Linked DNA regions of Mus musculus: regions 2, 3, 4, 5, 6 and 7 are each linked to region 1. A link is a loop called in an ENCODE intact Hi-C map of the cell type or tissue named here. Cell type or tissue: heart. All regions are shown on one strand. Region 1 holds the start of Rfc2 (replication factor C (activator 1) 2). Region 2 overlaps Gtf2ird1 (general transcription factor II I repeat domain-containing 1). Region 3 holds the start of Eif4h (eukaryotic translation initiation factor 4H). Region 4 overlaps Gtf2ird1 (general transcription factor II I repeat domain-containing 1). Region 5 overlaps Eln (elastin). Region 6 overlaps Clip2 (CAP-GLY domain containing linker protein 2). Region 7 overlaps Clip2 (CAP-GLY domain containing linker protein 2).

The links. A loop is a pair of places that touch in the nucleus more often than their neighbours do. Peaks named below come from ENCODE experiments on the same cell type or tissue, not always from the same donor. Only the 100,000 strongest peaks of a DNase experiment are listed, where the experiment ranks them.
Region 2: it touches region 1 in a loop (2.6-fold over the local background); 8 of 42 quality-filtered maps call a loop at or near these places.
Region 3: it touches region 1 in a loop (4-fold over the local background); 2 of 42 quality-filtered maps call a loop at or near these places.
Region 4: a loop joins it to region 1, with 2.5 times the contacts of the local background. A loop is called at or near these places in 9 of 42 quality-filtered maps.
Region 5: it touches region 1 in a loop (2.5-fold over the local background); 4 of 42 quality-filtered maps call a loop at or near these places.
Region 6: it touches region 1 in a loop (3-fold over the local background); 30 of 42 quality-filtered maps call a loop at or near these places.
Region 7: it touches region 1 in a loop (5-fold over the local background); 31 of 42 quality-filtered maps call a loop at or near these places.

What each region holds. Positions count from the first base shown.
Region 1 is chr5:134,580,586-134,584,585 of GRCm38, forward strand. It overlaps Rfc2 (replication factor C (activator 1) 2), which reads left to right and starts at 2,105. Exons shown (of 11, transcript NM_020022.2): 1 at 2,105-2,301. The coding sequence starts at 2,204. In heart, a CTCF peak has its summit at 2,065; DNase peaks (open chromatin) are centred at 1,618 and 2,126; H3K4me3 peaks cover 1,855 bases; H3K27ac peaks cover 799 bases.
Region 2 is chr5:134,373,103-134,377,102 of GRCm38, forward strand. Gtf2ird1 (general transcription factor II I repeat domain-containing 1) reads right to left here. Exons shown (of 30, transcript NM_001081464.2): 21 at 3,792-3,975; 22 at 3,005-3,033. Among named protein-coding and RNA genes, the nearest start is that of Gm46925, 27 kb to the left of the region's middle. In heart, a CTCF peak has its summit at 347 (motif pointing left); DNase peaks (open chromatin) are centred at 1,039 and 1,579; H3K27ac peaks cover 634 bases.
Region 3 is chr5:134,637,082-134,641,081 of GRCm38, forward strand. It overlaps Eif4h (eukaryotic translation initiation factor 4H), which reads right to left and starts at 2,328. Exons shown (of 7, transcript NM_033561.2): 1 at 2,160-2,328. The coding sequence starts at 2,218. In heart, no CTCF peak of the experiment used is centred here; a DNase peak (open chromatin) is centred at 2,350; H3K4me3 peaks cover 2,598 bases; H3K27ac peaks cover 1,960 bases.
Region 4 is chr5:134,383,307-134,387,306 of GRCm38, forward strand. It overlaps Gtf2ird1 (general transcription factor II I repeat domain-containing 1), which reads right to left. Exons shown (of 30, transcript NM_001081464.2): 15 at 2,484-2,531; 16 at 1,713-1,778; 17 at 434-617. Among named protein-coding and RNA genes, the nearest start is that of Gm46925, 37 kb to the left of the region's middle. In heart, a CTCF peak has its summit at 1,984 (motif pointing right); a DNase peak (open chromatin) is centred at 1,955.
Region 5 is chr5:134,702,271-134,706,270 of GRCm38, forward strand. Eln (elastin) reads right to left here. Exons shown (of 37, transcript NM_007925.4): 34 at 3,471-3,515; 35 at 3,018-3,047; 36 at 2,260-2,310; 37 at 325-1,554. The coding sequence ends at 1,511. Among named protein-coding and RNA genes, the nearest start is that of Limk1, 16 kb to the left of the region's middle. In heart, a CTCF peak has its summit at 2,058 (motif pointing left); a DNase peak (open chromatin) is centred at 2,173; H3K27me3 peaks cover 1,593 bases.
Region 6 is chr5:134,492,664-134,496,663 of GRCm38, forward strand. Clip2 (CAP-GLY domain containing linker protein 2) reads right to left here. Exons shown (of 17, transcript NM_009990.3): 13 at 3,566-3,722; 14 at 1,546-1,705. Among named protein-coding and RNA genes, the nearest start is that of Gtf2ird1, 38 kb to the left of the region's middle. In heart, a CTCF peak has its summit at 1,782 (motif pointing right); a DNase peak (open chromatin) is centred at 1,778.
Region 7 is chr5:134,498,553-134,502,552 of GRCm38, forward strand. It overlaps Clip2 (CAP-GLY domain containing linker protein 2), which reads right to left. Exons shown (of 17, transcript NM_009990.3): 10 at 3,974-4,000; 11 at 1,540-1,597. Among named protein-coding and RNA genes, the nearest start is that of Gtf2ird1, 44 kb to the left of the region's middle. In heart, CTCF peaks have their summits at 1,692 (motif pointing right) and 3,091; a DNase peak (open chromatin) is centred at 1,689.

The DNA of each region.
Region 1 (4,000 bases):
TCCAGAGGTAGAGGCAGGGGGTTCAGAAGTTCAAGACCTGGGTGTTGCAGTGCCTTCAATTTCAGCTCTTGGGAAGCAGAAGCAGGTGGATGTTTGTGAGTTCGAGGCCAGCCTGGTCTACATAGTGAGTTCCAGGACAAGCAGGGCTACATAGTGGGGCCCTATCTTGAAACAACAGAGAGGAGAGAGAGAGAGAGAGAGAGAGAGAGAGAGAGAGAGAGAGAGAGAGAGAGAGAGAGAGAGAGAGAGAGAACATTCTTGTCTCTGTCTCCCATCAATCATTTGCTCAGGGATTCATAAGACACATCTTACCCAAGTTGGGTGCAACTGGTCTCTTGTGGCTCTGTAGATGAAGAGGTCCCAGCGCTGTCAGCAGGGACATGCTCACTGAGGAAATGTCAACAGACCAGAAACCAAAGGAAAGAAAGGCTCAATGATCAGCCACCCACAGCTGAGGTCTTAAAGGTCACCCCACATCCAGGGACATAAAATCCGTCCTCTGTGCCCATCAGTAAAAGTTCTCTCCTTGTTTTCTTATTGCTAAAGAGGGAACACAACAACAAAGCATGACCAGAAGTGGTGGCACAGCCTTTAATTTCAGCATTCCAAGGACAGGGGTGGGGGGATCTCCCCTGGTTCAAGTCCAGCCTGGTTCACACATCCAGGTCAGCCAGGGCTACAGAGACACCTTCTCAACAGCAACAATAACAAAAAGCAAGGAAAGCAATTAAAAAACTGCTAATGTTTAGCCAAAGAGTTCAAATAAAAACCTTTGTGCTTACCAGAGGCACTCCGTGGGATGTGTCTGGGCAGGCAGACTACGAAAATAAGCAGTTTGCTGAGGTTGCTAACGGTAGGGCGAGCCTGCTTGGAAATCACCAGCCTTAAACCTTGAAAATGCCACCTTGGAGAAAACCATTTTTTTTTCCTCGTTGATACTGGTGGAACCCAGGCTTCTGACCCATGCCCTATTATTTCTTTAAGAATCTCATGTACCCCAGGCTGGCATCTGTCTTTCAAGTGCTGAAGCTACAGGTATGTGTCATGTCAGCTTTTTTTGTTGTAGTTGCTTTGTTGAGACAGAGTCTCCCTTTTCTAGTCCCAGAACTCACTCTCCTCCTGCCCGGCTTGTTAGTAGTGTAAGAATGGCAGGTGTGGGACTGGAGAGATGGCTCAGTGGTTAAAAGCACTGACTACTCTTCCAAAGGTCTTGAGTTCAAGTCCCAGCAACAACATGGTGGCTCACAGCCATCCATAATGAGATCTGATGCTCTCTTCTGAGGTGTCTAAAGACAACTACAGTGTACTCACATATGATTAAAAAAAAAAAAAAAAAAAAAAAAAAAAAAGAATGACAGGTGTGTGTTACTTTACCTGGCCAGAAAGTATCTTTAGTTTTGTTATTGTTGTATTTTTTTTGTTTTTTTGTTTAATTTTTGTGATAGCTCTGAAATTTGTGATAGTACATAGCTCTGGCTGGCCTTGAACTTACAAAGATCCATGTGCCTCTGCTCCCAAGTACTGGAATTAAAGACCTGTGCCACCAAACCTGGGCCTAGAAAGCATCTCTTTAAAAATACTTATTTAGCCGGGCGTGGTGGCCCACGCCTTTAATCCCAGTACTTGGGAGGCAGAGGCAGGCGGATTTCTGAGTTCGAAGCCAGCCTGGTCTACAAAGTGAGTTCCAGGACAGCCAGGGCTACACAGAGAAACCCTGTCTCGAAAAACCAAAACCAAAACAAAACAAAAAAAACCTTATTTTAGCCAGGCATTGGTGGCACACACAAGAGATAGAGGCAGGCAGATCTCTGAAATCAAGACCAGCCTGGTCTACACAGTGAGTTTCAGAGCAGTCAAGGGCTACACAGAGAAACCCTGTCTCAAAAAAAATAAAAGTCCATGAAAGTAAAAAGAAATGAAATGATTTTATTTTATCTTATTTAATGTCACAATTAAATAAGATATAATAAAATGTCTCCCCCCCCCCCCCCCCCGCCTCTCAAACGCCAGCTCCTGAGATCACTGCGGCCTCTAGCGGCCAGGGATGGCTACGCGGTGCTCTCTGCGCAGGCGCAGGAAGAGATTCACCGCCTCTATAACGCACTTCCGCTTTCCTCTCGGCGTTGCCCGGAAACCAGGACCCAGACTTCCGTCAAAGCGGCATGGGGCGGGGCCTCGGGTGGCGGGAAGAGCAGCCACCGGAATGGAGGTTCAGGAGAGTGGCTGTGACCCATCCGAGAGTGGGGCGCAGGAGCCCTCGCCTGTCCCCAGCAAGACCGCCGGCCACTACGAGCTGCCGTGGTGAGCCTGCAGCCATAGTAACGCGCGCGTAGACGTGAGGGCGGGCCGAGCTCCAGGAACCCTGGGTTCGACCTGGGTCTAGGGGACAGAGAAGGTGCAGATGTCCCCAGGAGCGCAGATTTCCCCTTTCCTTCTTGAAGCTAGATATTCTGTTTTTCTTTCTTTCTTTTCTTTTCTTTTTCTTTCTTTCTTTCTTTTTTTTTTTGAGATCGTGTCCTGTGTAACCCAAGCTGGACTCGAACTCACTACGTAGCAAAGGATGACTTTGAACGTTGATCCTGGGGTGACAGGGCATGCATTACTTCCGTAAAGCAGTGCTGGGGATGGAACACAGAGCCTCGTGCACGCTAAGCTAGCACTCTACGGACTGAGGCCCATTCACAGCCCTGGGGTTCACTGTGAAGCCCAAGCTGGTCTTGAAGTTTCTGCAGTTCTCCTGCTTCAGCTTCCCAAATACTGGAATGGCAGGTGTAAGCCACCAGGCAAAGGTAGAGATTTTTATTTATGGAAATTGAGGAATATGTGTCTCGAGGTTCATCTAAATGATGCTTAAACGTGACTAATAGGCCCTCATGCAGTGCAATGCTAATGGCTTTTATTTATTTTATGTATATGAGTATACTGTAGCTGTCTTCAGACACACCAGAAGAGGGCATCAGAACCCATCACGGATGGTTGTGAGCCACCACTATGGGAATTGAGCTCAAGGCCTTTGGAAGAGCGGGCAGTGCTCGTCACCGCTGAGCCATCTCTCCAGCCCTGGCCTCATATTTTTTTATTTGTTTAAAAATCTCATCTTAAAAAACTATTAGCTTTAGCCAGGTGGTGGCACACACCTTTGATCCCAGCACTTGGAAGTCAGAGGCAAGTGATTCTCTGAGTTGGAGGCCAGCCAGGGCTACACATAGAAACACTGTTTAACAAAACAAAACTCTGTGTGTGTGTGTGTTTCACTTTTGTTACGGTAGGTCTCACCACCCTAAGCTAGCTGCAGACTTTCTGTATAGTCGAGAATGACGAATTCTGACCCCACTGTGTCTTCTGCCTATGGACAGGGGCTGCAGGTGAATTTTGAGCTTTTAGTTTTTGCATGGAACTTGCTGCCAGACCACATGCTAGCATGGAGCTACCCCAGCACTAGTTTTTCTTTATCAAAAGTAAGGTTTCTGACAGCAGACCACAGAGAGGTTCCTCGGTTCACTGAACTATCTCTCCAGAGCAATGGTTCTCAACTTCCCTAATGCTGTGACCCTTTCATACAGTGCCTCATGTTGGGGTGCCCCCCCAACTATAAAATTTTTATTGCTACTTCATAGCTGCAATTCTGCTGCTGTTATGTTATATGATGTCAATATCTAAGTTTATTGGTGGCCTTATGCATTCCCTGAGGAAGGGTCAGTCAACAGCCCCGGGCGGGGGTGGGGGGTCCTCGACCCACAGGTTGAGAATGCTGGCCTAAAGTGTAAAGTATACTAGAAAAGTATGCAAACTGGAAATATCCCTCAGTGGCAGACCCTTGCCTGGCATGCTCAGGGCCTAGGGTTTCATCCCCAGCACTCAAAAAAGAAAAGGAAAGTAAAGAAAAGAAAATGCACCATGTATATAATTTAGCATTGTCTGGTAGCCATCGAAATAAGTAAAAAGAAAGTGGGTATCCCCTTGGAGTAGCTCACACCTTAGCTACACAGGGAGTGTGAGG
Region 2 (4,000 bases), 210 kb before region 1:
AACACAGCAGCAATAACCACAACAGACAAAAGCTGAGTGGGTAAAGTGTTTAGCTTGGAAACATAAGATCTGAGCCCCACATCCTCTGTAAAAGCAGGGCCTGAAGCCAGCCAAGTAGCTCAGATGGTAAAAACACCTTCCTGCCTCTAAGGTTGAAGACCTGGGTGTATACATACACACACACACACACATACACACACTATGTAGTAATTCTTTTTTTTTTTTTAAAGCAAGGCTTAGGGCTGGAGAGATGGCTCAGTGGTTTAGAATGCTCACTGTTCTTTGAGAGGACCTGAGTTCAGTTCTCAGGGCCTGTGCCAGGCAGCTCAAAACTGAAACTCCAGCAGCAGGGGATCTGGTGACATCTTCTGGTCTCTAAAGGAATTGCACTCACAAACAATTCTTTTCCCTACCTCTCCCCCACCCCCTCGATTAAAAGTTATGAACGATAGTGTGAAATTGTAATCCCATCACCAGAGAGGCAGATACAGAAGGATGCCTGGGACTAGTTGGTCAGCCTAGCTTCAGGCCAGTGAGAGATACTATCTTTAAAAAAATAAAATAAAATAAAAATAATAATACATTTAATAGGGCAGCTCCACAGGACCAACATCTAGGGTTGCTCTCTGGCCTCTGTACATAAACACACACACACACACACACATACACACACACAGAGGCACACTCCCCCCACTCACGCACACACTCACTCAAAATTCTAAAACCAGATGCTAGTGGCTCATGACTTTAATCCTAGTACTCTGGAGCCAGAGACAAGCAGATCTCTATAAGTTCAAGACCAGCCTGGTAAACAGAACAAGTTCCAAGAAAGCCAGGGTTACACAGAAAAACCCTGTCTAGAAAAAACATAACGAACATAAGTAAAAAATCCTAATATCAAACCCTATCCATCAAGTAAATAAACCAGTTTAAACTGGGAATTTGTAAAAAAGGGAGGTTACAGATAGGACCATAGGACCCATGTCATTGCACCTAGTGGTCAGGAGGGGGCGACAGAGAGACACTCAGCAGAATCAGATTTAGCACATTAAGGTACAACTTAGCTCCTGCAAGTAGGGAAGTCTTTTCCTTTCAAATCTCAGCCAGGCTAGGCAAATGCTCTGTGACTTCGAGAAATTTCCTTCAACTCTCTTGAGTCTATGTTTCCTCCTGGGAGAAGGTAACCGATCCCAGAGTGGTGGCCCACTACTGTAACTTCAACGCTCTGGAAGCTGAGGCAGAAAGGCCACAAATTTGAGGCCAGTCTGGGATACATATCAGGACGCTGTCCCCAAAACGAGTGCGTTTGGAGGCCAGGGAGAGCCATGGGGGCTGTAGGGGGATTGGCTGACTTATATACTGGGTTCCTACCGAGGCTGGAGGTCTAGCCATACTTCCTGGACCCCAGAGGGACAGGAGCAGAAGCACCCAGCAGTGACATCAGCTTAGATAATCACTTGTGTCAGGGGTGGCAACTGGCTAGGGTCTGACTTTAGGCTATCATCAGCCAGGGTCCAAGAGGCCCATGTTTACAAACTAACTCAAGAGCTGGGGTGGAGGGCAGACAGGCTGAGCTAGGGTCAGTCCCAAAGAAGGGACTTTCTGGATCTCTCATTGGTGGAAAGGCAGCCCTCTGTGTTCACAAGTACTGCCTTGTCCCCAGCTTCCTTCCTGAGGAAGTACTCATTTCCCTCATGGTCTGACTGCCAGCTCTGGTCCAGCCTCTGGTCCCACCCAGGGCTCTCTCCACAGTGGGCACCAGGATCCTAGAGTCCACCCAGTTAGCTGCTGCAGCAGGTAAAAATGAGGCCAGGGGCTTCTTTTGTTTGTTTTGTTTACTTTTTTTTTTCAAGATGGGGTCTTGGGGGCTAAGGATATACTTGATTTGATAGGTTCTTGTCTAGAGTGCATAAAGCCCTGGTTCCAGCCCCAGTACCTCATAAACCAGGCTTGGTGAAATACACGAAATCTTAGCAAGCTTGATTTAGCCATGCCCCCAGCCCCTCACTGGGGGATTCTAGGCAGGGGCTCTACCACTGAGCCACACCCCCAGCCCCTCCCTGGGGGATTCTAGGCAGGGGCTCTACCACTGAGCCACGCCCCCAGCCCCTCACTGGGGGATTCTAGGCAGGGGCTCTACCACTGAGCCACGCCCCCAGCCCCTCACTGGGGGATTCTAGGCAGGGGCTCTACCACTGAGCCACTCACCAGCCTTTCACTGGGGATTCCAGAGGAGCTCTCTAGCTTTTGTTTTTTGAAACAATGTTTCTCTGTGTAGCGCCAGGCTGTCCTAGAATTCATTTTGTAGACAAGCAAACCTCAAATTCTGCCTCCCAGGTGGGCCACTATGCTCAGCTTTTTTTCTTTTGTTCATTTGAGATGGTCTCTCACTGACCTGGAGCTAACTTGCTGAATAGACCAGGCAGGCTGCTCAGTGAGCCCTAGCAATTTGCAAAGCTCCACCTCCTCCAAACAGGATTACAAACTGCACCACAAAGCACAGCTGTGTTTTCTCCCCCCCCCCCATCCCATCCACCCCTACACAGATTTTTTTAAATGTGGGTTCCTGGGATTAAACTCAGGTTCTCTTGTTTGCACAGCAAATACTTTATAGACTATGTTATCTTCCTAGCTCCCCAATGCCTCACATATTACCACCAAGCTCCCTGTACCCTATGACAACATTCAAATACATTTGCCATCAATTTTCCCCATTTCCTGAGTTAGCCAGGTCTCCCGGAGGTCATGGGACTGACTGGGTGAAGCCCGTGGTTCCAATGTTATCTCAACGGGGTCTCTGGGTCTTAAGACCAGGGATTCTGCAGCCTTTCTCCATCAACCGGAGGCAGACGCAAAGGGAGTTGCAGGAACAGCAGGGTAGTACCCTGGTCCTGCGCCTGAGCCAGGCAGGTGTCTCCCATGAAGGTTTTGAATTTCCAGAACTGTGCACAAACCCCCACCCCTAATACCAAGTACCTCCCAAACCCCCAGAAGTACCACTTACCAGGCTTTGGGATAAGTCCTTGGAATGGCCTGGAAGGGAAACAGAAGTGAGCTTCAGGGGAAAGGGATGGGGACGAGGTTACCACCAGGTAGATGATGATACTAGCTTGCCAAGGGATTGGTAACAAAAGCCCAGGGTCCTTTTCAGACACTAGCATTCAATGTTTGACTCTTTGAGAGGTCTCATGGAGCCCAGCCTAGCCTTGAATCCTGATGTTCTAGCCAAGGCTGACTCTGAAAGTCTGCTCCTCCTGCTTCTACCGCCTGAGCGCTGAGGTTACAGGTATGCACCACTACTCCTGGTTTATGAGAGCTGGGGATGGGACTCAGGACTTCGTGTGTCCTAGACACGCCATGAAACCAACCAGGCCACTTCCCTAGCTTTTGTTTTTGTTTTAAAGAAAGGGTCTAATTATGAAGGCTGGGCATAACTTTATGGTTATGAAGGTTAACCCATAACCTTCCTGCCTCTGCTTCCTGTGTGCTGGGATTCGAGGCCTGTTTTGGGATCTGTACCGTGTGAGCATGTGCACGGGGGGTGGGGGAGAGAAGTAGTCTTGTTTATGTGCACACATGCATGCCAAAGGTCGCCTTCCAGAATCTTCCTTCATCAGTCTACTTTTCTTTGTTTCCTTTTTGAGCAAAGGTTTTTTTTCACCAAACACGGAGCAAGTCATTTAGCGCGACTGGCTAGCTGTAGTCCCTCTCCAACACCCCCTACTATAGGAACTTCTGGAGCCAGCTCCCAATCCCAGCCAGGCTAGTCTGAGCTCTTCCTCATCAAATACCTGGTGACCGTGAACTTGATCTTGTCAGCCACAGAGAGAATCCTTTCCAGGTTCTGGGAGCCAAAGGTGCAGGGTTTGCGGAATGGGATCCCGGGGGGTAGGCCTTCAATGATTACCGAGCCTGGGTTGCTTTTGATTCTCTTGTAGGGCACCTGCACTGGGTATTTGATGCCCAGAGCTTCACCTGGATAGGAGAGAGGCAGTTGTAC
Region 3 (4,000 bases), 56 kb after region 1:
CTCTGGACCTTTGGAAGAACAGTCGGGTGCTCTTACCCACTGAGCCATCTCACCAGCCCTTTTCAGAACATCTTTAAGGGATGCTTAAAGGAGTGTTAAGAATCGCCAGGCTTGGTGGCGCACGAGCACGCCTTTAATCCCAGCACTTGGGAGGCAGAGGCAGGAGGATTTCTGAGTTCAAGGCCAGCTTGGTCTACACAGTGAGTCCCAGGACAGTCAGGGAGGGCTACATAGAGAAACCCTGTATCGAAAAACCAAAAGTTAAGAATCTCAAATTAGCTTTGAGAGATCATCTAGGTAAATGGCTAACATTTTCATCTGCCTATAAGTATTTCAAATAAGTTGCATCTTGAGAGATTTGAATTTTTTTCTAATGTTTTAAAGTTATTCAAGGGTCTCATTTGTGGCATGTGCTAAGTCTAATGACCTTTCCATCATCATCAAAGGTTGGGAAGTTTGTTCAAAGGCGTTTTCTTCCCCTTTGAGATAAGACCTCACTATGTAGTCCAGGCTGTCTGAAACTTGGGTTTCTCCTGCCTCAACCTCTCTACAGTATGAGGATTCGAGTAGGAAAAAAAGAGCCCCTGAGCACATTTACTTCTTTCAAGTAGAGAAAAACAACCCAACCCAAACTGAGCATGCCGGCTCAGGCCTCTAATCCCACCACTGGGAAGGCAGAGGTGGGCTGAATTCACCTGGTCTGCATGGCGTGTTCCAAGTTGGCCAGAATTACATACACACCAAGACTCTATCTTTAAAACAAAAAAAACAACCCAATGGGACGTTAGTACAAATCCCATACCTAGAAAGCCATCCCCAAGGGTATTCATGCTAACATTTCATCCAACACCTATTTTTATTTTTATTAGCAAATAAAATACGTGTGGCTCCACCTTAGCCCCAACTTCCTCCTTCTGAAAGCATGAAGAGTACCCAGTACACTACTGCAACCAAACAAGACTGTGACTCACTCTCAAACCCAGGTATTTAAAGGTGATCATTCTTCACCTAACAAAAGACACTTTGGGGGCAGCCACCTAGGAAACCCAACACCTCAGTACAACTATTGTGATATTCTCCGGGCAAGTCACCTTTGCTGTAAAAAAGGATAAAAGCCAAGTGTGTCCTTGACAAATAAACAAGACGATTAAATTGTCCCATAAAACTCCTATAAGCTTAAAAAAAAAAAAGAAAAAAAAGCAAGTGGCTGATGCTTGTTTATTTCTATTGTTTGGCAGGAGACTGAATCCAAGATATGCTAGACAATCGCTCTGTGACTGAGCCACAACCCCAGCTGGTAACGTGTTATTTAAAAGGGCACAAACTATCCGGGCGCCCGTTTTTTGGAATTATGCACCAGGAGCTATCTATTCATCAGTAAAGGATTTAGGGAGGTGGGAGGAGGACTGGTTTTAAAGTATGTTGTCTTTATCTGACCGGAATCAGAACGAAGCGAAAGCGATTCCCCAGGTCAGGGAAGAAACTGGGAAGAAATCAACAATCTCCGCCAGCAGACACGTAGTATCTGTCAATAAGGCATTCGAAACGCCAGGGAGGCAGAGAGAAAGAGCCACGCACACTCCCCACTACGGTGGATTTGTTTTGGTTCAGGTCCCCGCTCCCTGTCTCCCTCGCTGGATCCGACGGTCCCAGCATCCAGACTCGAATCGGAAGGGAAATCGCCCCTCTCGCTGCCGGCGGGCCTCTCGCAGAAGCGACCCAGGGGCTCCGCCAGGCAGCGGGGACCCTGGAGAGGGGCAGGCCGCTTCCGCCGCCGCCGCCCGCTTCCGCGCTGCATCCCAGCCCGGAGCGCGCTGGGGAGAAAGCTGGACGCGGCGGGCGGGCACTGGTATCCCCGGGAAACCCTCCGGTGTCGCTGTGATCTAACTTTCCGACCGAGGCCCCGCAGGGTGCCGGGTCCGGGGCCGGCGCGGAGCCGAGGGCAGGATGTGCGCCGCGAGCAAGCGAGAGACCCGCAGCCTAACCGTCGCCAGCCGCTCCCGGAGCGCGCCATTTCCAGGCCTCGCCTCGGGCCTGCTCAGGCCGCTTCCCGCCGCCCGTCTCGAGTGAGCGCGGCAAGGCCGCCTCCCCCTTCGAACCTTTCGGCACTCCCCCCGGCCGAGCCGCTGGCCCGCCTGACCGCGCCCCGCTCGCCTCACCCTCTACCGCCGCCGAAGCTGCTGTAGGCCCGATCGTCGTAGGTATCGAAGTCCGCCATTTGCCGTCTCCGCTCCTTGAGGAACCAGCGGGCCAGCGAGGAAGGACCCCGCAATATAACTCCTCCTCCCCCCGCCCGCCCCGCTACCGGGGCTGTCCGCCGCGCTGCCTGATCGCAAGTCGCACGCACGCATGCGCGCGCCGCCGCGCCCGGCCTTGGGCCGACGGGGCCCGCTGCTGGCCCCGGCGCGCTCTGCGGCCCACGTGGTGCGGCGGCCGGCCCCCGGGGCGCCGCGCGCACGCTCTGCCCTCCCAGGCCCATTGTGTGCTAGCTTGCTGCTTTCACGCGTGGTTGCCTCTTACTGTCCTTGCCCCGCCCTGCCCCGTGGTCACCTACCCCTCGGGCGTTGTCTGTCACCCTGCACGCTGCTTTCTCATTGTCACTAGATTCAGTTTGGGTTTTGTGGAGCCCAGGCTGGCCTGGAGCTGGGGCGCTGTAGCTGAGGATGACCTTGAACCCCTAGTTTTGTTTTTTGTTTTTTTGGGTTTGTTTTTTTGTTTTTTGCTCTCTCCCTTTCTCAAGGGCTGGGGTGACAGTGTGCCACTATGTTGGGATCTCTGGTATCACGTTAGATTTATTAAAGTGCCCTAGGTCTGCCCCACTTGGTCCCACTTGGGCACAATTCTTCAGGACAAATGGTCCCTGGGTAAAGCTAAAAGGAAGACAACCTGTTCTAGGTAGAGGTCCCTAGATGACCAAGGGCAGAAGGCTTGTAAGTGAGAATGGTGTGTGTGTGTGTGTGTGTGTGAACAAGACGAAGTGAAATATCTTTGTTTTTGAGACCTGCTACAAACGACGTGGTGGTAAATATCTGTAATCCCTACTCTAGGAAGACTGAGACTGGTCTCCAAAATAAAATAAAATAAATAAAAAACAAAATAAATCTTATAAAGACAAAACAAATTGTATTCTCTGTCTGGGTATTGGGGAGGGGTGGTGAAGATGAGGCTGTTTGTAGTTGAACTGATAAGAGATTAGATATGTTTTATTTTTGCAGGAGTCTGCTCTGAAAAAGAAATTTTAAGGGTGGGCAGGTGGGCTCAGTGAGTGAGGATGTTTGTTACCAAGCTTGACCTGAGTTTGATCCCCAGGACCCACATGGTAGAAGATGAGTCTCTCTCTCTCTTTCTCTCTCTCTCTCTCTCTCTCTCTCTCTCTCTCTCTCTCACACACACACACACACACACACACACACACACATCTAGCGGGAGGACCAGGTACATAGACCCTGTCTCAAAAAAAAAAAAAAAAAAAAAAAAAAAAAAATTCAACCAAGATGGACAGCTCCTAAGAAGTGACTCCTAAATTAGGAAGTGGTAGCAAAGGCCTTTACTCCCCTCATTCTGGAGGCAGAAGCAGGCGGATCTATGAATTTGAGGCCATCCTGCTCTACAGAGTGAGTTCGAGGACAGCCAGGGATACACAGAAAAACCCTGCCTTGAAAAACCAAGAAGAAGGAGAACCTCTGAATTTTACAGCACTTTTTTGTACCCCTGACACACAAAGACACAATGTTTTAAAAAAAACAAAACAAAACTACAGAACAAACCCCAGGGGCAGGAGAGGCTAAGGACACTCATTGTCTAATGTTCCAGGGGCTTCATTTCTATCTCTAGCAACCACATAGCAACTCAAAATTGTAACTCAGCTTCAGGGGCATCTGACAACCTCTTTTAGCCTCCAAGAAGATCAGAGAGTATCAGGTACACGTGAGGTACACAGACATACATGCAGGGAAGATACCCATACATACAAAATAAAATAACCAGCTGGGCCAGGCAT
Region 4 (4,000 bases), 200 kb before region 1:
TTCTCTTCTTCCACAGTTTGGATCCGAGGCAGTGGTTCTCAACTTTCCTAATGCTGTGACCCTTTAATACAGTCCTTGATGTCGTGGTGGTGACCATCAACCACAACATGTTTGCTGCATCTTCACAATTTTGCTATTATTACAAATCATAATGTAAATATCTGTGCTTTCCCACCGTCTTAGGCAACCTCTGTGAAAGGGTTTTTTGGAACTTCCGCCCCCTCATCTTCCCACCCCACCCCTAACCATGCCTGTGGGGTTGTTACCCACAGGCTGAGAACCACTAATCCAAAGACCACCCCTCAGGTCCATCGAGCTAAAGGCCTTCACAGCTGAGTCATCTCTCCAGCCCCACCCTCAAGCCCACGCTCCTTTTAAATGTCTGTCTGTTGTGTTTCCTTGGCTAGCCTGGAACACCCAGCCCAGACCTTACCTCTTGATGACAAACTGGATGCTGTTGCTCGCTTCCAGAATCTTCCGCAGCTTTGCAATCCCAAAGCAGTTGGGTCTCCGAAGAGAGATGCCTTCAGGCAGTCCCAGTACGAACAGCTCCTCCGGGTGCATCAGGAACTTGGAGTAGGGCACCTTGACCGGCTCTGAGGTACCAATAGCTTTGGCTGCGAATACACGGCTGCCGTAAGGCAACCTGGAACCCCCATCCCTGCCCCCATCTCTCTGTGCAAGCTGCAGGTGGCAGGGCTTTAGAGACAGCGCTCAGCTGAACCCAATCAACTTGCCAGAGGAGAGAAAAACACATGTAGTCGGCAGGCAGAATGAAAGTCCTGCTGTGTCTGGAGGCGTACAGCCCAGGAATGTGAACCCCAAAGCTGCTCTTCACTCAAGCCTTCAGAACATAGAAGTATTGCTGGGAGGTGACTGCTGCTCTCCCCTCCCCCCACTACTGCCTTCAAAACCCCTGAGCCTTCACACAGCCCCATTTGTATGCCAGACCTAGGATGAGCCATGTCTAAGGTACTCTGCCCCTGAGTAGCCTAATCATGGCTGCAGGCAACTTCCTATTTCCTCATTTGTAAAACGGATCTTAGGGTACAAGGGCAGTGTAAAGAAGGGATGAGAGACGGTGTAAAAAGCCAGCACATGGCAAATTCAAGGAGCCAAAGAAAGCAGGCTTCTTTCATCTTGTCCTCTTTCCTGGACTCTTCCTTATTTTACTGTAGGGCTAGGAATGAAATCCAGGGCATTATATGCGCTAAACAAGCACTTCACTGCAGAGCCACGCCCCAGCCCCTCCCTGGGGGATTCTAGGCAGGGGCTCTACCACTGAGCCACGCCCCCAGCCCCTCCCTGGGGGATTCTAGGCAGGGGCTCTACCACTGAGCTCCATTTCTACCCCTCATGAGAGGATTATACGAATGGGCTCTCAATCTCTGAGCCCCGCCCCTGGTGGGTTCTAAGAAAACACTGTACCACTGAGTCACACCCCCACTCTTCTGGATTGCGGAGAAAGCCATTTCTTGCTGTGAATTTCCAGGAAGGCCTGCAGCTGTCCACGAGGCCTGTGGCTAAGGCTGACTGAGAGCACACGAGCCGGAGAATGATCTGGAGGAAGAGTGTGTGGACCAACAGGCCAGCAGGGTGGGATTCTCGGCCGGAGGCTGTTGCCACGGGTGAACTATATGGACCAGTTAGTTAGGTGACTCCCAGCCCTGTCTCTGTCTCTGTCCTAGAGGCCCGCCCCTTTCCGTACTCACCATATTTCGTGTTGAACAGCATCTCCACCTGCTTCCGTAGGGGCCGGATCACGTCACCAGGGCTCTCTGGAAGGCAAAGGCAGTGTGCTGAGTTTCCTGAGTAGAGAAATTTGCTGCTTCACTTACCCCCCAGCTCTGGAGGCATCAGAAATGACCTTGTGGTGAGACTTTTAAACGGAACAAAGAAAAAGGCAGCTCTACCCACGCCTGTACTTTTCTGGCTTTTGCATACCTAGTTAGTGGGTGCAAAGCAAGCCTGTAATTTGCATCACTGCCACCAGGGGGCAGCAAACACTTCCTAATTACAGGTATCTGACCTATGTCAAGCTGGGTTGTACAAAGTGACCTTCATCTCTGACAAGAGGCTGTTTTATTCTCTGAGTAGACATGCTAGTAATAAACAGGATTACCACCTACCCTGTCTTTTGCTCAGGAGAGAGAGGAAATGCAATTTTTCTTAGTGTATCTTCTATACAGAATGCTAGTTTTACATATTGAAGCCTAATAGCTTGCTCAGGAAGATGAGGGGCCCAACTGAGGCTTAGACTCCTTCATGGAAGTCAGTTAGATATGTGTATATAAGTCTAAACTAAAACTTTATTCTGACGGATGCCTGTCAGTTATAACACAGTCTAGAACTTTCTCCCACCTGGTACACCTCACATGGGTCTCCCAACCTAAATAAATTCAGGGTGATGGAGTAGAAGGGAGGAATTCTCTGGGGCTAGAGTGGACACGGAGAGGGAATTATGGGATACAGGTAGGCCTCACCTTCGGCCGGCCTCTCTTCTGACCACGGTTCTTCACTGGGGCCTTTGTCTGTGAGAAAACAGAGGACGTTAGGAGACACTGTCCAGGAAGCTCAACTGGAGGAGGGAAAGCCAGGCCAGAGAGCCTCAACTCTGAGACAGAGGAGATTGTCTCCAGATGGGACCAGGACACACATATGCCTTTCAAACAGAGACTTACAATCTTCCTCTATGGACCCCTGCAGGGACCAGCCTGCAACCACTGTATCCCAGACACCCAGGAGCTCATGGGAGAATAAGAACAGGGCCCATTCTCCTGGTGTGACAGAGAAGTTAACACACCAGGATCCAGTGTGGGGAGTCCCACACCTGTGATCTTAGGAACTCAGAGTCTGAGGTTGCAGGTTTCTAAGTTCGAGACCAGCCTGAGTTGCACAGTGAGATTATATCCAAAAAAAAAAAAAAAAAAAAAAAAAAGCTAAGAGTCTGGAGCACACACAGCCCAGCAGCTCAGCAACAGTGCATTTGCATAGCATGCACTTGGGCCTTGGGTTCCACTCCTAGCACCAAAAAAATCCATTAAAGACATGAACACGGTCTCATATATTTACAGTATAAAGGCTGCACATTGTGGCATAATCCCACACGGGAAGGCTGAGGCAGGAGGATTATGGATTGCAGGATAGCCTAGTCTACGTAGCAAGAACCTGTCTCAAAATCCAAGGCGATGCACACCAGCTGTGATGGTTTGAATTGCTGACTCGACCCAAAAAGGGCTTTCCCACGCAGGGCCATCCCTCTGGCCTCCACTTTTTGATGTTTTGAACAACTAGGGGTTAGACAACCTCAGTAAGGAGTCCCTTAAATCTAATGGGCCTGTGGGCATGTCTGTGGAGGACTATATTGATTATGTTAATATAACGTGGGTGGTTAGAGCCAGACTGAAGGGGCGTGGCCACATCCCCTGGGTGCTCAATTGTAAAACAGAGCAAGCCTGGGGAGCAATAAGTGTGCATCCATTCTCTCTGCTCTTGACTACAGATGTGACTGATACTGCTAGAGGCTTCAAGGCTTGGTGGACTCCCTTGCAATGTAACCGGGGGCCCGTGGGTCAAATAAACCCTTCCCTCCCCCACACTGCTTTTTATCAATGTATGTGATCACACCAAAGAAGTAAAACAGGAACACGTGTCCTCCCAGCAACTTGGGGGGCTGAGGGAAGATGAGGCCAGTTCAGGACCAGGTGCCCAACTGAGTGAGGTCCTCTCTCAGAATTTATAAAAAGAAACACACGTACAAGTGTGCACGTACATGCACGCGCACACACACGCATGGCTAAGGATGCAGATCAATTGCAGCGCCCTTGCCTGGATGTGCAAGGCCTTGGGTTTGCTATCCAGCACACCTTTAGGTTATCTGTCTAACATAAAGTAAGTGGGGCTGGGGAGATGTCTAAGCCGTTAGGAGCAGCTACGGCTTTACCAGGGGATTAGAGTTCCGGTCTGGGCATGTGTATCAGCGGGCTCAGAACCATTTGTA
Region 5 (4,000 bases), 120 kb after region 1:
AATTTGGTCCCCAGAACCCATGTACAAAGCAAAAGAGCAGGGTTTGGTGGTGAGTGCTTATAATCTCAGCACTTGCGGGAAGGGGCAGACCAGGCAGAACCCTGCGGTTCTGCTAGGTGAGTTCTAGGTAAGGGGGAGACTATACCTCAAACGAGAGAGAGAGAGAGAGAGAGAGAGAGAGAGAGAGAGAGAGAGAGAGAGAGAGAGAGAGAGAGAGCACACAAGAGGTAACACTCAAAGTTGTTCTCTGGTTTCTGCACACACACGTGTATGGACTTGAACACACACCAACGCATACAAACCTAAAAGAGACCCAAGACAATAGCCTTTAAAAAGTTTATATTTATTAGTCATTGCTAGAGCAATTAATTCTCTTTTCTTATTTCGTTTTTGATTTTTTTTTAAATGTGTGTTTCATCCAGAGTTATACCAAAGCGATTAAAATGAATTTTCTCCTGAGGATATAGCTCCCCAGATTAGAAATTTTTTTTTCTCTCTCTCTCTCCCCAATTAGCCACAAAAATAAACCCAAAGAGCACACCAACAATCAAACATCATCCCCAAATATCCAGGACAAAAAATAAAATATTTTATTGATCTATCACAGCGAAACACAAAGAGGTGGGGTGGTGAGACATGCTCTGTAAGAGTGGCTCCAGGAAGAACGGGGTTACAGTACTGCATGTGGGGACAACCAGCCCACACAACCCTTTGCACCCTAGGCCAGGATCGGGGTGTGTGGTGGGGACGGGGACAGGCTGCCATGACAGGTGAACCAGGTTGATAGTGGGTATGCCCAGCCAGCTTAGTGGTACTAGGCAGTCAAGATGGACGGATGGATGGATGGATGGATGGATGGATGAGTAGGTGGATGGGTGGATGGCAGGTGGATTCCATAAGAACAAGGGAGCTATTCCCAGTGTGAGGAGCCATCTGACTCCAGGGTGTCCCAGATGTGGGAAGTAGCTTTAGGTAACAGGAGGCAGGGACAGGGGAACCAAAGAGAGAGGGATCATGTCACCAAATCCATCGTCAAGGCTTCCGGTATTTGGGTACCAATGGGATGCAGCCAGGAATGGCTCCTGGTGGGCAGGGGGAGGTGGGACTGCCCAACAAAGGTGTGCACCATCTTAATAGAGGGGCTTCAGGGAAGGGGGCAATCCCCCCTGGGATACCCTTCCCTCCTCCCTCCCCCCACAAAGAAGAAGCACCAACATGTAGCACCAATTTCCCTTGGAGATGGAGACTGTGGGGGGGAGCTCCTGGGTGGGAAGAGATGGGACACCCGCCCTGGCCTCTGATATAGGGTGGGGGGAGTTTCTGGTTAGGGCTGCATGGCTGCTGCTGTCTGATTTCCTTGTCCTGTGGGTTTCCAAGGCCACTGGCCTGTTGTCCCCTCCCAGGTGGGGGTCAGGGGGATGGAGGAGGGGGTGGTCATAGAAGGTTTACATTCTCCACCAAGCAGTAGCACCAACGTTGATGAGGTCGCGAGTCAGGGGTCCCCAGAAGATCACTTTCTCTTCCGGCCACAGGATTTCCCAAAGCAGCCCCCACCTGGGTTGGGACAGGTCACAGACAAGTGATGGTCAGCTTGGTCCCTCTGTCTGCTTCCATCCCAGGAAAAATCTAAAAGAAGCTAGTCTGTCCTTCCTTCCTTCCTTCCTTCCTTCCTTCCTTCCTTCCTTCCTTCCTCCCTCCCTCCCTTCCTTCCATCCTGAGATTATAGGCATACACCACCTTGCTTGGTTTTATACTATGCTAGGGATGAAACCTAGAGCTATATTCTCATTGCTTGCTCGCTCTCATTCATTCTCTCTCTCTCTCTCTCTCTCTCTCTCTCTCTCTCTCTCTCTCTCTCTCTCTGGTTGGGGTTGTTGTTGACACTGTTTCCTATAGAGTTCAGGCTGGCCAATGCTTCTGCCACAGCCTGCTGAATTCTGAGAAGACCTGTTTAGCAAACCTGGGGATAGATAGCCTGGGGTAGGGAGGTAGCACAGGCTGGTGTCTAGCCCTCATGTAGTTTCTCCCAGATGTGGCCTGTTAGTGCCACCTGGTGGTCTGTCCTGGAAGTCCTTCCCACTCTCTTTCATTGTCTCTTTCAAGTCCCAGACTCCTCTGTGCAGAGAGGGGCATGGGCAAGAATGTTCAGGCTACACCAAGGGTAAGCATGGAGGGTCCTAGACCTGCTCCCATCTATGAATATATGCATTGACCTCTGACTCTGTGTCTTCCTTCCCTAGGGACAGAGTCTCTACTTACCTTGGTATCCCAGGGCTCCAAGGGCTCCTCCATAGGGCTTCGGGGGTTTTCCTGTGTATGGGGGTGTTGGGAAAGGATGAGGTGGGGAGGATACTGGGTTCCCCTATCTCTACCAGCATCCCCATCTTGTGCCAACTCCACCCTGTTTTTGTAGGCTCCTAAGACCTTCCTGCCAATCAGCCCACCTACCTCTGGTCTTGCTAACACCTTTCTTCCCAGAGTCAAGCTCTGTAGTATTGGGACGGAACCTTGACCTAGTGCATTCTAGACAAGAGCTCTGTTCCTGAGTGACACTCCTGGATCCTACCTGGGGGATTCTAGGCAGGTGCTCTACCAGTGAGCCACCCCCCCAGCCTCTCCCTGGGGGATTCCAGGCAGGGGTTCTATCACTGAATCACGCCTGTAATGTATCAGAAAGATTCTAAGTAAGAGATTTATTGCTGAGCCACTGATTGGAGGATTCTAGACAGGTAACCTATCACCAATTCACACTCCCAGCCCCTCACTAGGGGTTTCTAAGTAATTGCTTTACTGCTGAGTTACATCATCAGCCCTTTTAAAAAAATGTTTATAAAAGACTTTGAGACAGAGTTTTGCTGAGTTGACTAAGTTGTTTGGAATGCTCTCCATAGTCCAGGCTAGTCTTGAACTTTGATCCTTCTGCTTCAGACTCCATACCCCCCCCACCCCCCAATAGTGCTAAGATTCCTTCTACCAACAAGGCTAGTTTATGAGATGTCTTTTTACTGAAGACTCACCACCAACTCCCAGGCCCCCAGCACCACCACCTATGGGGAAAGAAGGAGAAAAGGTATTATCAGTACGCCCACTTCTGGGAGCCTGCCATGTTCCTCCCTGATTGGAGCAGGACATGTGATATAGGAACGGGCCAGTCCTGGACCTGGGTAGCAGGAGTCCCTGATTCTGTCTCTGTTCACTGTGGGATCTTTGAATAGTGGTTAGTGGTCTCTGAGCCTCAGTTTACCTCAGGAGAAGTATGGTAGGGAAGCTCTTTGACCCACAGGGACACTGAGAGATATGAAGGGTGTCCCTGTCCTTAGAAAGGTCCTTATGGACCAGATTGATGTCTGGGCTCATCTTTGGGTCTATTATAGATGGTAGCTCAGCTCTTCTGGACAAATGGAGCAGAGGAGAAAGAAGAGTCTGGCAGAGCCCAGAACAGGGTCCCAGGGCAGGACACTTGGGCATACCTGGATAAATGGGAGAAAGTCCAAAGCCAGGTCTTGCTGCAACTCCTGAAAGGGAGACTTATGGTTGGTGATGTGTGGTGGCAGGCCATGCTGTAGCCTTATCACCTGGTCATGATGTCTGGTATCAGCTCCTTCCCACTGCCGTATGCTACTGAAGCCACATTCTTTGCGGGGTGTTTGCGTGTAGTGTATTTGTGCCTGTGTTCTCTCACTAAACCTTTTGTTTACTAATTTGGCAAAACTAGCTGGGCCAGCAAACTTCAGGGATCCTCCAATCACCTCCTCCCCAGCTTGCAAATTTTACATGCACACTGGGAGTTTGAACTCAGGTCTTCATGCTTGCATGATAAATGCTTTGCTAACTGAGCCATGTCCTCAAGCCTTGACGTCCCTTTCTTAATTAAATGTCTCCGTCTCATATGCCTGTGTGGTGCCTTGTGGCTTATGCTCTAAGCTTGGTTGGCAATATGCTCAACTTGGGGGGCGGGTACTCCTTCCATAGTTGTCTCCTGTCCTAGAGCGATTTTTCC
Region 6 (4,000 bases), 88 kb before region 1:
GAGCCTGGCTCCTTACAAGTGTCTCCTCTCTCCTCCACCACAATGGTTAGAGTCCACACACCCCACTCTGGTCTCCAACCAAAGCATTCCAAGACACTCGTGTCGGGCCCCGTCTCCTTAATGCTCAGCCCAGCCTGGGCCTTTAGGCCAAGCTCAGAGTTTCTGTGCAGATCTCCCTGATTCTCAGGGCCCCATACTCTTCACATATCTTTTGTTTTGTTTTGTTTTTTGAGACAGGTTTCTCTGTGTAGCCTTGGCTGTCCTAGAACTCACTCTGTAGACCAGGCTGTCCTCAAACTCAGAAATCCACCTGCCTCTGCCTCCCAAGTGCTGGGATTAAAGGCATGCGCCATCACGCCCAGCGCTTTTTCATGTATCTTCTAGCTTTCCACTATGCTTTTCCAAGTGCGGGGCTGGTCTACCAGCACAGAGCTCCAGGTAAAAATCTGAGCTTCCCTTTACCTGTGCCCAACACTTCTGGGAAATCTGCCTTGTCTTTGTCTCCTTCTGTGGCACAGAGTCATAGAGGCCACAAGTACCCTGTGGTGCACATGTGAGCTGGCATTTAACCAGCCAGACACAAAACACTGGCAGAGCAGCTAGGCCTGATAACCCCATACCTAGGAGCAGATATGAAACCAGATGGGTCCCATATGGCTTAAAAAGCTCTGTTTCAGATACAGAGTCTGATGTAGCCCAGGCTAGCATAGAACTTGCTATGTAGCTGAGGATAGCCTTGAACATCTGATCTTCCTACATCCACATCCCCGGTGCTGAGATTACAGGCACAGGACACTACATCTGATTTTACGTAGTGCTGGGGACAGAACCCAGGGCTCTACTCACACAGTCTATCAATTGAGTCACCTCCTCTCAGCTCTCTAAGCATCCTTTATTATTCCACCTTCGCCTAACCCATGGATCCCTCCAGGGCCAGAAACAACACATCTAACCCCCAAGCCCCAAAGTGTGGGGGTAAAAAGAGGCCCATTCTCTTTGATCCACCCAATCCATATGCCAGAGGTGGCCAGAGACGGCTGGAACATCGGGCTGTAAATGTGAAACAGAAAGGAAAGAGGTGGGACCAGCTCTGTCCTACGCTGCCAATAAGTCCATTCTCACTCACTCACTGCAACTCAGCTCAAAGTCCAGTAGTTTCCACCGGAGAAGGCGCTTCAGGGCCCTGAGTTGAACCTCTCGCCTCTCTACTGACAGAACCCCACACGCTACTTAACAAGGAGCCCAGACCCTGGTTTCTGGTTAGATAACTAACCTGGTTTCTGGTTAGATACTCCCTGCATGTATTTTTTAATCCTCTATGCATGACTGGCTCTGGACAGAGCAGACTCTTTCATGTAGGGACATCTCTGGTGACGATGTCTAAAAAGGGGCTATGGCCCTTCATCTGCTCCGTGCTTGAGATCCTGGAGGACTGAATTTTCAACCCCCCACTGTGACTCTAGGAGATCGCTGGTCTCCTCGGCCTGGCAGCAGGACAGCCCTGGCAAACCCTTCTCCCCGCCCCCACCTCCTGCCTGCACATACCAGCCCGGTCAGCTTCTCACGCAGGCCCCGGATGTCATCCTTCAGTTTCTGTTCCTTTATCCGCCATTCAGCTTTGTGTACTTCACGGCTCAGGTCTCTCTCGGGCCCTGGGGAGTGGCGATTGGCTTCTAACAGCAACACCCTCAGCTCGTTCAGACTCCTGGAGTGGGCAGATAGTCACATCAATTCTGCAACTCTGTAGTATGAGCCATTGGACTGGAGGTTCACTACCACCAGGGGGCGCCAGCCACAAGGCAATGGTAACCAGAGCCAAGCAAGAAGGATGTGGCATGGGTCAACCACACCCAAGAGGAATAGCTTTTGGATGTGGGATGATCAAGAGGACTTAGCTGATCTTAGAGCTTTGGGGTTTTTTGTTTCTTCTTTGGATATTTACTTTTGTTTTCTGTATAAGGGTGTCTGGTCTTCGTGTATGCCTGTGTACCATACTCATGCTTGGTATCCTCTGAGGCCAGAAGATTGTGTCGGACCCTTTGGAACTAGAGGTGTAGATGCTTGTGAACCACTGTGTAGGTGCTGGGAATCAATCTGAGATCATATGGAGGAGCAGATATCTCCCCAGACTCAACACATTTTTTTTTTTTTCGAGACAGGGTTTCTCTGTATAGCCCTGGCTGTCCTGGAACTCACTCTGTAGACCAGGCTGGCCTCGAACTCAGAAATCCGCCTGCCTCTGCCTCCCGAGTGCTGGGGTTAAAGGCGTGCCGTGCGCCACCACGCCCGGATTTCAACACGTTTTTTTAGACTTTTTTTTTTTTCCCCTTTTCCCTTTTTGTTTTGAGGCAGAGTTTCATGAAGCCTGGACTGGCCTCCAACTCTATGTAATACCTTGAATTCCTGACCCTCCTGTCTCCCCCTCCTGAGTTTGAGGATTACAGTCACAGCCATTATGTCTGATGTACGTGGTGCTGGGCACAGAATTCAGATGTCCTGCGTGCCGGGAAGGCTCTCTACCAACAGAGTCACATCCCACAGCCTCGGGGGAACCTCTTGACCTCTTGAATACTGAGATCACATGCACGATCGTGCTCAGCGACCCGGCTGGATTTAGAGGTAAATGAGATCATTATTTCCAAGTCAGAGAGGCCAGGCAAGATACCTCAGTGGGTCAAGGTGCTTGCCACCAAGGCTGAGGACCTAAGTTCGATCCCTGGGGCCCATACAGTGGAAAAAGAGAGCGGACTCCAGCAAGTTACATCTTCTGTCCCCACACACATTTTTATAGCATGTACAACTTCCCATAGGCAAATAAAATAAAACAGAACAAAAACGAACCTGAAAACCATGTTGTTACTTATGCTGGATTAACTGGGCACGGGGCCTCACCCCTACAGTCCCAGCACATGGAAAGCTGAGGAAGGAGGACTAGGGAACTCAAGGCAAGCCTCGGGTATGCAGGGAGAGCTTGTCCCCAGAAAACAGAAGTTAGGGCTGGAGAAACAGCTCAGTGGATCAGAGCATTGGCTGCTCTTTCAGAGGACCTGGGTTTGATTCGCAGCTCTCAGATGGATGCTTGCAGCCATCTGTAAGCCCAGATCCAGGGGATCTGAGGTCCCCTTCTGGTTTTCACAGGCAGCTGAATACACACAGTGCATATTCAGGCACACACACAATCATAAATAAACAAATCTTCAACACACACACACACACACTCATCTCTATCACGTGCTGCTTGCAGCGTTGCAGTTAGAACTCTGAGGGGCTGGAGAGATGGCTCAGCGGTTAAGAGCACTTAATGCTCTTGCAGGAGAATCAGGTTGGCTTCCTAGTGCCCACGGGTTGCCTCACAACCATCTGCAATTCAACTTCCCAGGGATCTGATCTCCTGACCTCTGAGAGTACCAGGCACAACTTAGGACACACAGACACACACACAGGCAAAACACTCATATTCATAAAAGAATCACATCTAAAAAGATTAAAATAATAATGATGGTAATAGAAATAAGAAAAAAGAAAAGATCTCTGCAACCTCAGAGGCCGAGTCCCGGGCGCTCACCTCTCTTTCCGCAGCAACTCCTGGCTGATGTGGACCAGCTGGCCGGAGGCATCGTGGGTCTTCCGAGACACAGCCTCCAGCTCTGCCTCTAGGCGCCTCTTCTCCTTCAGGAGAGAATCTATCTTCTTCTCTCCTGATTTGCACTTGTTTTCTAGAGCTGGGGGAAGCGGCAGGGAACGGAGAGAGTTCAAACACAGATGGAAACTGGGGGTGTGGCTCAGTGTGTAGAGCCCTGGCCCCAGCAAATCAGAGGCCCTGGGTTCTATTCCCAGCACCACTTAAACTGGAGTGATACCAAACAGGCCTGTGGTCAAGCTCTTCAGACGTGGATTCAAGGCCAGTTTTGGGACAACCTGGGCTTCAGGAAACCCTGTCTCAAACACCAGCGAGAGGCTGGTCTGGCCAGGGTGGGAGATGATAGTAATGCTACCCTAA
Region 7 (4,000 bases), 82 kb before region 1:
AAACATATTACATAGCTGAGGATAGCCCTGAACTTCTGTTCCTCCGGCCTCTACTTCCCATGTGCTAGGATCACAGACATGCATCACCAGGTCCAGTTGTATATGGTGCTGGGGATAGAACCCAGGGTTTCATGCATGCTAGACAAGCACTGTACCAAGCCGCACCCCCAACCCCCAACTTATATCTACTTTCCTTGAAATAGAATTTTGAGGGCTGGAGAGATGGCTCAGTGGTTAAGAGCGCTGACTGCTCTTCCAGAGGTCCTGAGTTCAATTCCCAGCAACCACACGGTGGCTCACATCCATCTGTAATGGGATCTGATGCTCTCTTCTGGTGTGTCTACAGACAGCTACAGTGTGCTCACATAAATAAAATTAATAAATAAATCTTAAAAAACAAAGAATTTTGAGATATAGTCCAAGTTAAACTTGAACTCATGGGAATCCTATCCCACATGACTATTTTTTGAGACAAGGTCTCAATATATAGCCCAGGCTAGCCTTGAACTCACGGCAGTCTTGCCTAAGCTTCCCTAGAATTGGGACTATAAGCATGTGCGTGGCTAGTTTATGTATGATTTTGGGGGAAATGGGGGTTTGAAACAGGCTTCCTGTGTGTAGCCCTGGCTGTCCTGGAACTCATTCTGTAGACCAGGCTAGCTGCCTCTGCCTCTGGGTACTGGGATTAAAGGTGTATGCCATCACACCAGCTTATATCTAACTTTTATTTATATGATATAATTTATATACTCTAATCCTAACATTATTTATCTAATTTTTAAAAATAAGGTAAACACCAAATAAGTTACAAAAGCCAGCACTAGGCACAAAGGCTTCTGTTTTCTAGAGGGACGGGACTGTCACCAAGGTAAGAGCAATTGACCACTTGTAGTCCGAAGCTCCTGAGATTTGCAATTTGACCCCTACATCCTTTGGTTTTTCCCTTTCTATAAATATCCCAGACAGGGAAGGTAGCCCTTTACCTTTAAACGTTTCCAAATTCCATTAATTTTACTGTGTAGATGTGTGTGTGTACTACAGCTTGAAGGTGACAGTTAGAGGACGACTTGCAGACGTCCAGTCCCCTCTGCCACCATGTGCCACCGGAGATGGGACTCAACTCGTCAACCTCGACAGCGAGCCTTTTACCCACAGAGCCATCTCAACAGTGCATGGAAAACAGTTTTTGTTTGTCTGCTTCTTTTTTTTTTTTTTCTTTGAGACAGGGTTTCTCTGTACAGCCATGGCTGTCCTGGAACTCACTCTGTAGATCAAGCTGGCCTTGAACTCAGAGATCTGCTGCCTTTGACACCCAGGAGCTGGGAATAAAGGTATGTGCCATGGCCTCCAGGTATGAAGGTGGTTCTTGAATCTCGGATATACCTCTTCCTTCCCTGATCCCATGACACTCACTCCTGGAGGGGTGATTACATACAGCAGGCGCTCACTGAGTCGCTGATGGCAGACCTCGTGACTCAGCTCCAAGGTGGCATCCAGCTAGCTTTCCACAAAGCCTGACTCCTACCCGAGGCTACTCACCCTCTACAGTCTCCTTCATCCGAATTGTCTCCTCAGAAAGGTCACTGGATTCGATCACCTGAAAGAACAGTCCTGTAAGGGGACATGCCTGCCATACCACCCAGGCCACACCTCCACCTGTGAAAAGGGGCCCTGGGGATGCAGGGACCCAATGCGCCAGCAGGGGGAGCAGACACACTTGGATCCCTCTCCTTGAGAAAAGGGAAGCTCCCACTTGGCTTCCAGCTGCCTTGTAAGAATTCCCCTGCTGCCCCTGAACTGCTATTTTGGGGAGCAAGGAGCAGAGGGTGAAACTTGGGACCTTTTTCATATTAGGTAAGTGTTCTACCACTTAGCCACACCCCCAGCCCCTCACTGGGGGATTCTAGGCAGGTGCTCTACCACTGAGCCACGCCCCCAGCCCCTCACTGGGGGATTCTAGGCAGGGGCTCTACCAATGAGCCACGCCCCCAGCCCCTCACTGGGGGATTCTAGGCAGGGGCTCTACCAATGAGCCACGCCCCCAGCCCCTCACTGGGGGATTCTAGGCAGGGGCTCTACCAATGAGCCACGCCCCCAGCCCCTCACTGGGGGATTCTAGGCAGGGGCTCTACCACTGAGCCATGCCCCAGTCCCTCCCTGGGGGATTCTAGGCAGGGGCTCTACCACTGAGCCACGCCCCCAGCTCTTCAATCATAAAACAAGCACTCAATGTGTACAACAGAGCCTGGATGGCCCATCTAGGGCCAGCTCATCTAGGGACTTAACTGCCTTGCCTTCTTCATAATACTTAGTAGTAAACTCAGAAGCCAAGGAAGAAAACATTGATTGGAAAAGAAAACCCGGTGAGCCAGGAAGCTGACTCACTTGGTAAAAGGCAAGCAGTGGGGCTGGAGTCTGGGCCCCAGAGCCCACATAAAAAAAGGCTGGACACCACAATGGTGCACAGTTGTAATCCAAGCATTGGGAACCAGAAGCAGGCCGATCCTTGGTGATGAGTGGCCAACCATTCAACCTAGCCTACCTATGTCACGTGCTCCAGACCAGTCCAAAAAAATAAAAAGTTGGTACAAAAAGGTTGACCTCTGACCTCCACACATATGCACACCATAGACGCATGTGCACACACGTGAGCATGCACACACATACATACACACATGTATCAGCAAGGTGGAGTATGGTGACTCAGATCTGTAATCTTAGCACCTGAGAGTTAAAGACAAGAGGATAGAGAATTTAGGGTTCTCCTCGGCTACAGAGCGAGTTTGAGGGCAGCCTGGGCTATGCAAGACCCTATCTCAGACAAACAAATAAGGAAAAAAAAAAAAAGTTCCTTCCTGAGAGAAAGAAACAAGGCAGGAAGATGTCTTTTCTTCTAAGACCTGGAGCTACAGATACTTGATTCCCTAAACACCACACTGCGAGAGATACCGTGAATGGATTAGAGAGTCAAGCTCCTAGCTGACCCCTTGTAAGGGTATTTTAAATGAGTTACTGGGGGCTGGAGACACGGTTCAGCAGTTAAGAGTGTGCACTGCGCTTGCAGATTACTTGAGTGTAATTCCCAGCACACAAGCCAGGTGGCTCACAGCCACTCGGAACTCCAGCTCCAGGGTACAGGAAGCCCTGGCCTCCATGGGCATTGGGTATGCAACATGTGCATATCTGTGCATGGTTAAACACAATAAACCTCGAAATGGACCAGTGCACGATATGGAGCACAGAGCCAGTTAAAACATCCTTCTGGGCTTGCTAGAACGAACGGGGCTCTCTACACTCCCTGACATCCCTCAGGGACCAACGGGGCATGCTCATCTGGGGCAAGGACCATAAAGGTAGGCATTTCTAGACTTGGGACAAAGCGGGTCATGGTGGCTGTGACCTTTCTAGAGGCTAAAGGGACATCTTCGTGTCCCTGGATAGGTGTCTGATGAGACAAGGATCTGGGAGGCACAGTTTCTGTGCCTTTCTTGTGGGTGGTACCTGAGTGCCAGGTACAGAGAGCAAAAGCGGCTCTGGGCAGCCCTAGCCACAGACGGTGTGTATTTGCTTTGTCATGCTGGAGATGGAACTGAGGTTCTCCTAGGGAAGCATTCTAGTGCTCTGCTCAGCTCTTTTTTAAAAAACAACTTTGAACCGGAACCTCACTAAGGTACTGAGTCTGGCCTTGAACTTGCCATTTGCCAAGTCTCGGCCAATCAGAGTTTAGGGCCTAACAAAATGGCGCCTTCAATGGCTCTCAAAGCCCACAAAGGATCAAGTAGGGTCCTCTCAGTCTACAGTGGTCCCGATGATTCCCAAGGCTCTGACAGAGGGAGACAGAAGCTCCTCCTCCTCTGAGCCCCCCTTGGCTAGCTCCAGGCACAAGGAAAATGCTCTGGAACTGGCGCGCAGAGGCCACGCCCTCCCGGCCCCTCCATCCCCGCTGAGCCCCACAGGAGCGAATGCAGCCTACATGGCTGTGCTGGGCTGAGCACAGGGA